Linked DNA regions of Homo sapiens: region 1 is linked to region 2. A link is a contact called in ENCODE Hi-C or POLR2A ChIA-PET data. All regions are on one chromosome and are shown on one strand. Each heading gives the region's core, a stretch centred on a gene start or an enhancer-like site at or near the end of the contact. The rest is flanking DNA. Distances are from core to core; before and after follow the strand shown. Region 1 overlaps PTPN14 (protein tyrosine phosphatase non-receptor type 14). Region 2 overlaps PTPN14 (protein tyrosine phosphatase non-receptor type 14).

The links. Hi-C counts contacts between places; a loop is a spot of excess contacts on that map. ChIA-PET counts read pairs that join two places held with the same protein, here RNA polymerase II (POLR2A). Pooled maps may share reads with other maps.
Region 1: a map of HepG2 shows a loop between it and region 2 (2.1-fold over the local background). The contact joins two enhancer-like sites. A Hi-C loop is called at or near these places in 4 of 168 maps with a recorded cell type or tissue (Caco-2, Calu3, HepG2 and 1 more), 1 of 37 single-sample maps with no recorded cell type and 2 of 50 pooled maps. POLR2A ChIA-PET finds 5 or more read pairs at or near these places in 8 of 52 experiments (H1, HEK293, IMR-90 and 5 more).

Annotation. Positions count from the first base shown.
Region 1 is chr1:214,502,134-214,506,721 of GRCh38, reverse strand. The region is part of intron 1 of PTPN14 (protein tyrosine phosphatase non-receptor type 14); the gene reads left to right. Among named protein-coding and RNA genes, the nearest start is that of PTPN14, 47 kb to the left of the region's middle. RefSeq lists an enhancer at 741-1,718. Within about 2 kb of position 2,226, at least 3 of the 41 ENCODE cell types and tissues checked have a DNase peak (open chromatin) inside an H3K27ac peak, as active enhancers do.
Region 2 is chr1:214,462,709-214,467,056 of GRCh38, reverse strand. It overlaps PTPN14 (protein tyrosine phosphatase non-receptor type 14), which reads left to right. Exons shown (of 19, transcript NM_005401.5): 2 at 2,100-2,427. The coding sequence starts at 2,254. Among named protein-coding and RNA genes, the nearest start is that of PTPN14, 87 kb to the left of the region's middle. Within about 2 kb of position 2,521, at least 2 of the 41 ENCODE cell types and tissues checked have a DNase peak (open chromatin) inside an H3K27ac peak, as active enhancers do.

The DNA of each region.
Region 1 (4,588 bases), core at 977-3,476, 40 kb before region 2:
ATGGCTGACTCCAGGGAGAGAGCCACCTGTATCCCTGGTTAATGAGCATTGGCCACCTGGCAGAACCCCACTACCACGAAGATACAGTTTCACTTTTACCGTTTGTCACATCCAATTAAAGGTTTTGGCATTCTTGCCTACTTAAAAAACATTCTGTAAACATTAGAAATAGTTTTTATATTTATTTATTTATTTATTTTCTTCTTTTAGACACAGGATCTCTATCTTCCAGGTTGGAGTGCAGTGGCACCATCACAACTTACTGCAGCCCTGAACTCTGCAACTCAGGTGGTCCTTCCGTCTCAGCCTCGGGAGTAGCTGGAATTATAGGCACATGCCACCAACACCCAGCTCATTTAAAAAATTTTAAAAAAAAAAATTTAAGAGACGGGGCCTCCTGTGTTGCCCAATCTGGTCTCGAATTCCTGACCTCGAGCAATCCTCCCACTGTGGCCTCCCATAGCATTGAGGTTACAGGGTGTGAGCCACCGTGCCTGGCCAGTTTTTATATTTAGGAAAAAAGCTAGCGGAAATTGGCTCTTCCCAGTTCTGAGAAGTTTTTCGATTAATGCTATTGATGATTCCTAACTTGTTATCAGTCTTAGTTTCCTTTCCTTAGTAATCGAAGGAATTGTCCTTGGCTTCCCTTCTTCATAGTAATCTCACTGCTGCCTAAGCAGTGGATGCATGGTTACGTGGCCAGTGTCTCTCTGTCTCTGTGTCTGGGCTTAGGTTTACCCTGAGAGAGTTCATTGTAAATCTGTGCTGAACTGACTATTCGCTCTGAGTTGGAATATTTTCTGCTTATTACAAACTCGATTTTTTTGAGACAAAGTCTAACTCTGTTGTCCAGGCAGGAGTCCAGTGGCACAATCATAACTTACTGCAGCCTCAAACTCCCAGACTCAAGTGATCCTCCTGCCTCAGCCTCCCCAGTAGCTGGGACTACAGACACATGCCACCACCTCGGCTAATTTTAAAAAGTTTTGGGAGAGGTGACGTCTTGCTGTGTTGCCTAGGCATGTCTCAAATTTCTGAATTCAAGCAATCCTCCAGCTTTGGCCTCTCAAAGTTTTGGGGTTACAGGCGTGAGACACTGCACCCAGCTGCAAACTATTAAGAAAAAGTAATGAAAGGCTGAGCTCTTTTCTTTGTAGCTAAGCCTCTTGAGAAAGTTCTGAGGCTGCTGCATCTCCCATTCCGTCCTCAGCTCCTTACATCGCAGCTGGCAGCTCCACCACTGTGTGGGCACTGACCACCCCACCCCCCCGAAGGGACCAGCCATCTCCTGTTGGCCATGGTGAATGTTTTTCAGTCCTTATCTGACCTCCCTTTGGAATTGGACATTGACCAGATCCTTCTCCTTGAAGCGTTACCATCTCGGGTAGTCCCCTGCTCGAGATGTTTCTCCTGCTTCCCTGGGTGTTCCCTTTCACTGTTTGTTGAAGGTTCTCCTCCTGCTGGTCACCCATTGAATGTAGGTGTCAGGTGTCATCTAGCATTGGATCCCATGTCCTCCTGTCACACTTTTTTTTTTTTCCCTGGCGGGTATTCACAGCTGGGTTTGTTCACATGACCGCCACAATGAACTCATATTTAACTCAGACCTCTCGTTGGGGGCCCCCAAATTTCAACTGCTTGTCAGGATCTTTCCATGAGACTGGCCACAAGTATCTTAAACAGAGAATTCTTAGACAGAATTCATCTACTTTTTCCTTAAACCTATCTTTTCTCCTATATTCCCTACCTTGGTGAGGGTGTCACCTCTGATGAAGTTAAACACACTGGGGGTTTGGATCAACCTAAACTCATTTTCCTTCACCCTCTTTATGCAGTAAGTACCAAGTCTTTCCTGTTACTCTAAGGTAGTTCCTTTTTCCTAGTCCAAGCCAGTCCTACTTGTCTGCAGATTCAGTATGTTACCTTACCTCCTGCAGGAAAATTCCCCAGCATTCTGTACCCAGCCCTTATCCTGGGATTGGTCTCCCCTCGATTAAGCTCATTCAGGCTGGTGCCTTGCCTCATTCACCATCATTTCCCCAGGGCCTAGCAGGGTGGTGCCTTGGAAATAATTTAATTTGGTGGAAGTGTCTTAGTACGATTTCATGGCTAATGGGTGTGCTACTCTTGTCATTCAGAGATGGGGCTGGGACATCACCTCTGTGGACATTGTGGTCCTAAGAGCCCCGTTCCTGGGTGCCTGCCATTTGCTTGCGTCAAGTTGGACATGACAGCTACGGGAAAATGATTGAGGGCAGAAGGCAGTTTTGGTGCGACAGGAAGAGCACAGGCTTCCAGGGCTTTGCTGTAAGATCAGGAGAGAATAATGCATCAGAAGTACCTGATGCTGAGTCTGTTCTCAGGAATGGTGTGTTTGAGGCAGCTGCCCATTGCCCGGTGCTTGCCATGTGCTTGGATGCAACCATGGCTAAAAGGTTTCCTATCTGGCTATGTGGTGATTGACTGTGGGTCGCCTTCCTATGGTATTTCTGACTCCTCGAGTGTAATATAAAGGTCTTCGCAGAGGTAGGGCTAACGGAGAGGCAGCGGCAGTTGTTCAATGTTCTATAATGTAAATTGAAAGATTTTTCTTTAGTTTTAAGCTGAGTTTTCCACATTCTCATTACTAGTTGGGGAGGAATGGGAAAGTGGTGACATTATTCGCAGCATTCCTATGACCATTCTCTGGTTCTACAGAAGAGGTGTGTTTGAGGAAGGCACCCAAGTTTCCTGACTATTTCTCACACTTCTCCATCACAAGAAAGCCCTATGTACAAAATGATGAGAGTCCCAAGAAGCATCATTTGCTCTAGGCTTGTCCTTACTGTGGAAGCTCAGAGACTCACCTTTGATCTAAAATAAATAAACAAAAAGCCATAAGGCAAACCTTATTGAAGTAGGTGATGTCGGGTGTGTTTGCTGCTGAACGCATACAAACACTTTATATGCAGATAAAATAAAATGACTCACAACATTGCTGACATTAGTGTGTGTTCTTCCTGCAGCTAAGTACATCATAGGATTTTACCGAATTACACCGACTAATTGTTTATTGACCAACATCACACTAGTGGGATCACAAGACCACATATGACAGTGCTGCACTTTGCTTTGAGAGAGGAAAGGGAAGAATGAACCTGAGGAGAGCTGACTGAAATGTAATAATTCTGTACCGAGATTTGAAGTGAAAATAGAATGCCAATTTTGAGTTTTCTGTTTCTTAAACTCTATTTTAAATGTTTATTTTGTCTTACAAATGTACGTCTACATATTAGACATAAAAATGGAAGCGAGGCAGCTGCCGTTAAATTCTGGCTTCAGTCTCTTCTAAGATTCAGTCCTTCTGATTACTGAGCTGTGTCAAAGATGCCATATCTAAAAAAGAAGTCAACGTCTTTCCTACTTCATCTTCAATACTCACATATACTTAGGACAGATTATCTCTTACATGTCATTAGATATTAGTTTTGAAGATTTAATGAGTTCCTGTAAAGTACTTAGAATAGTGCCTTTCATAATAAATACTGTATAGTGTTTGCCATTTTATTATTGTTATTGCTTATTTTTAACAAAAATTGTATTTAAATTTGCTTGTAGTGACATGTTTCTCCAAGTGTATGCTAGTATAATTTTCACAGTGTGAATTTAAAACTCTGAATCTCTCATTTAATTGGATCTTATCCTTTTGGTTGGAATTTCCTTTAGAGATACTTTGTCAACTTTTGTAGAGTTAGGCTGGTAATATATATTTTCAATAATCAATACTAATAGGTTTTTAAAATGACAGATTTGAGCAACTTTTCACTTAATTTTTCTAAGATCTTCTGCAAAAACTGAGGGAAGCCTGAATACATCCTATGCAAATAATTGACATAAGGATAACACAGTTTCATTTATGTTTTCCCTATTTTTTTCTGTGATATTGTTATTTTTAACATTATTGCGCTATATTTTATTATGGAACACTTTTTTACACAACTAAATCACTCTGTCTTTATTTTGATCATTTGTTCCAAGTCTTCAACATTTTTTCGTAACGTTTAAATGCTAAAACTGTTTAGTTGGCCTCGCACAGTGGCTCCTGCCTGTAATCCCAGCACTTTGGGAGGCTGAGGTGGGAGGGTTACTTGATACCGGGAGTATGAGACCAGCCTGGGCAACATAGTGAGATCCTGTCTCTAAAAATAAATAAATAAAAAATAAGTTGAATGAATATTACAAATATTTTTCAAGACCTGCTGTGTGTTGCACACTATTTGCATATGTTTTTCTTGTTTACCACTCTGAGCTGTATTGTATTATAGGACAATGAAGCTATTTTGCATATAGGAAAACAGGTTTATAAAATGCACATCATTGTTTGGCTAGTAAAGAACAGAGTTGGGTTGAACACAGATCTCTCTCTGTTAATCTCAGGCTCTTAATTATCATGGTAAAACTTTTTCAAAATGACCCTACCGCCATCAGTAGGATGGTGGAATAGGGGGTCCAGCCCTCTTCCCCCCTTAGAAGCACCTATTTAACAACCCTCCAGGGATGAAAAATCTTTATGAGAGCTCCCAAATTCAGTTCTATGCATTAAATATAT
Region 2 (4,348 bases), core at 1,272-3,771:
AGCCAGAGTTTCTAGCATATGTATTTTAAGCCGTCATAAAACATATACCTGTCATGTTAAGGAATGTGCCCACGGCAAGTATCAAAGACCTGCTGTGGGAGGCTGAGGAGTGTGTTTTGCTATGTTGCAGGGTTATAACCTGACAACCTCCATGAGGCATGAGTACTGGCAGGGAGTGGTTTATAAATATTGAAGCTATTTTATTTATTACTTTAAGAATTCCTACAAGTAGTAGCTATTCCTATTTGTACATCCAAGTGTCTTGGGGCTCAGGGGGTAATCCTGTGTCGGCAGATGGATGAAGAGTGTAAATCCTAGTGGATCTGCCTGAGTTAGGGAATCAAGTTAACAAAACAATCAGATGAGCAAGAGATAGTCTGTTGGGCTTAATGGAGAACAGAACATTTGGACAGAAAAGTTTTCTGGACATTTCTGGCTTCTTTGAAAGACAAGTTTAATGAGCCTCCCAGCAAGATTGCTGGCTCAGGGTGGAGCAATAAGGCCACTTTTGTTGTTATTTTATTCTTGTGTTGTCCATGGCAATAATGTCATCATTTTCATTTGGTGGGACATCAGGGTGTCAGTAAGTCTTGTTACTATAATAGTAAATTAAATTATCTGTGATTTGGTTACAGGACTTTTGCATCAAGATTTTGTAAAGGAACAAGATGATGGTAGGGTGGTTCCCCACATCTGTCTAAATATTTGTTAAAAAAAGGACAAAGAGTTGTGATTTTTAAGTGCTTTGAATAATTCATGTCTTTCCATTAAAGAAAAAAAAAAAAGGAAGTAACTGGCCGGGTGCGTTGGCTCACGCTTGTAACCCCAGTACTTTGGGAGGCCAAGGCGGGTGGATCACATGAGTTCAGGAGTTCAAGACCAGCCTGGCCAATATGGTGAAACCCCGGCTCTATTAAAAATAAAATTAAAAAAATAGCCAGGTGTGGTGGCGGGTGCCTGTAATCCCAGCTACTTGGGAAGCTGAGGCAGGAGAATCTCTTGGACCTGGGAGGCGGAGGTTGCACTGAGCCAAGATTGCACCACTGCACTCCAGCCTGGGCAACAAGGTGAGACTCCGTCTTCACAAAAAAAAAAAAAAAAAAAAGGAAGTAACTGATTATATTAAATGCATATTGCCACCACTTTATCATTCATTCTAAGTAAATAATAAAACATAAGACATGAAAATAAAAGTAAATAATGTTAATAAGAGTAAAGAGGCAGTGTTACAAAGAGTGAGGAGGAACAAGATCAAATTTTAAATTCAGTGAGGCACTTAAGTCATTAAACCTTACTTTTTTCATCTGTAAAATAGACACCATAGGGTTGTTCATGAAGTTGGAATGAGACAATATATTTAGAAATTTAAAAAACAAAACACCAGTGTTCAAGTTCCACTCCTAGTGGGCTTTTTAATTTAATTTAATTTTTTTTGTTTGAGACAGAATCTTACTCTGTTGCCCAAGCTGGAGTGCAGGCATGATCATGGGTCACTGCAGCCTTGGCCTCCCAGGCTCAAGAGATCCTCCCATCTCAGCCTCCCAAGTAGCTGGGACTACAGGCACACGCCATCATGCCTGGCTAATTTTTATTTATTTATTTATTTTTTTGTAGAGACAGGGTCTCATTGTGTTGTCCAGGCTGGTTTTGGACTCCTGGGCTTAAGTAATCCTTCCGCCTCAACCTCCCAAAATGCTGGGATTACAGGCATGAGCCACCACGCCCAGCCTCCTAACACTTTCTTGAGTGGACAGCATTGCATAGTGAAAAACGCATGTGAACTGAAGTTACGTAGACATTGGTTTAAATTCTGGCATTGCCATTTACACTGTGCACCTGTGAATGAATGCTTTAATCTCTTTGAATCTTCCTTTCTTCAACTGTAAAGTAGCTTTTATCGTATCACCCTTGTAAGATAAGGCATAGGGCATGGGCTCTGCCAAGACACTTAGGAACTCCAGAACTTGCAGCTTATCAAACCTGAGTGTTGATCTGTTTGGCGGGGTGGGGGGGGGGGGGGGCTTCTGTGTGTGTGGAATATGGTACCATTGATAGGTCCCTTCTGGAGCATGACCATGGCATTTCTTTTGCATTTACAGCTATCTTCCAGAGGGCCACACTGGGCATGGACACCCTTTTCCCTGCCTGGAGGAGCACAGGTGATAGTGTAATTTTCCAGTCACGAAACTGCTAAGGCCATCTCAGGGGCGTGTGCGCCAGGATAGGCGGGCGGCGTCCGAGGACCACATAGCCATGCCTTTTGGTCTGAAGCTCCGCCGGACACGGCGCTACAACGTCCTGAGCAAGAACTGCTTTGTCACACGGATTCGCCTGCTGGACAGCAATGTTATCGAGTGCACGCTGTCGGTGGAAAGCACAGGGCAAGAATGCCTGGAGGCTGTGGCCCAGAGGCTGGAGCTGCGAGAGGTAAGAGGGGTGTGTCTGTGTGCGCATGTGCGCGTGCATGCGTGTTGGGTATGTGAAGGAGAACTCACCGAAGGGACCAGCCATCTGTTTTTTGGCATCTGTTGTGTTTTTTGGCCTAAGCGACGATGTGTTTATAAGAATCCTGTTATTCTTAGCACGGCTGTGATCTTATCCATCATTGGATGGGGAGACTTGAACACCGCCTAGAGCTGCATGGCGTGGCAGGTTTCCTTTTATTTCAGCTGGGGAAGAGGTTTTGGGGGAGTTGAAAATGAGAGACTCTCCCCACCAAAGTCATCTTCTCTCTTTAAAACAATTGAGTGGGTAGCTGGTATTTTGGCATTCTGGCTGCACATTAAGGAGAAAAAACGCCCACATACGGATGCATGCAGCTGCCTTTTTTTTTTTTTTTTGGTTGTTTCTATATTTTCCTCTAAAAAAAAAAAAACCCCACCGAATAAAGAGAAAAAGCATTTAGAGTGAGCATGACCAGTGAGGCTTTTTGTGGGAGCCTGTAAAACAGAGGTTTTCTTCTTTTTAAGATTCCTCACAGCCCTCGTTGCCTTCACGCCGTCTGTGAGATGGCTTTTAAGCAAAAGCAGGGCTGACCACTTAGAAAGTCATGCTATCACTCTTTAGAAGGGACTTTCAGAGCAGTATGTTGTTTTTGACAGCCAAGCCCTTCTTTTTTCAGTCATACAGACGTTTAGGACAAGAGACTTTTGTGAGCAATCCACACTTCAGCATCTGTGTCTTGAGAGCTGTCTGACATATTGAGCAGTGGGGAAGGTGGTATGGTTGAGTGGTTGCCAATACTGAATGACTGCAAGCCCCTGAGGCTGAGACATTCCTGAGGGCAAGGAAAAGCTGTGGGTAATTGTCCTAGGTCCCTGGGCTCTTGGAGAGTCCAAGTGACAGCATTGCCCAGGACCTCGATGACAGAAGAGGGGTGGCAATCACTGTTGGAAGTGATTGCATGTGGCCTCTCTCCACCTGCTTACAAAGGAATGGGGGCCCAGGAGGGTCTTCCTCTCCCCTTTCCTGCTCTGAAAGTCCCTTCTAAAGACGTCTTCCACAGGCTGGCTGTTTTTCTCAGGGAAACTGTTTCACCTGAAATGCATCTGTCTCCTGCTGTTCTTGGTGTTTATACTTTGGTTTCAGTGATCAGGTATTCCTTTTAGGTATATTTTTCTGTGCAGGAGACTGTCTTGGACAATGGATATATGTATTAGTAGCTTGGTAACTGCCACAGTAGAATAAATATGTGAAATGTTCTCATCTTGTTGATGGGTAGCTGGCTCTCTTTTTCTCGTTGGTATCACATTAGGATACACACATTTAAACACACATTTGCATGTATGCATGGGCATAAAGGAAAAACAAATACTGATTGGGGAAGAGACTTGTCTAAGTTCTTATAGAAAACTAGTATTTTTACTTTTAAGTACTTCCAGTCACTCAAATTAGAGCAACTAATTATTCCTCATATGCATCGGGGGACAGTGTAGCATGTGGTTACAAGTATAGGCACTGGACTCTTGGTCTTGGGTTCAGCTTACTCTTCTGTCATTTATTAGCTGGGTGACAATGGAAAAGTTACTGAGTCTTTTGAGGCGTAAGTTTCCTACCTATAAAATGGCAATAATAATGCTTACTTCACAGGGCTGTTGTAAATATTAAAAGAGTTCCTGTATGGAAAATGTATAGTGCTGTGTTTAATAATTTATAATTGTTCAAATTTGAGAGTCTTAATAAACAACTTAAAAAAAACCCATTTTTTGTTAAAGAAAATATTGAACAACCATCTTGTGCCAGGCACTTTTTTAGAACTTGGTGAAATGAAGATAAATAAGGTACAATTTTACCTTCAAGACATGCACAGAACAATAGGGGAGTCCAGCCTTTAAATAAACAGTTAATA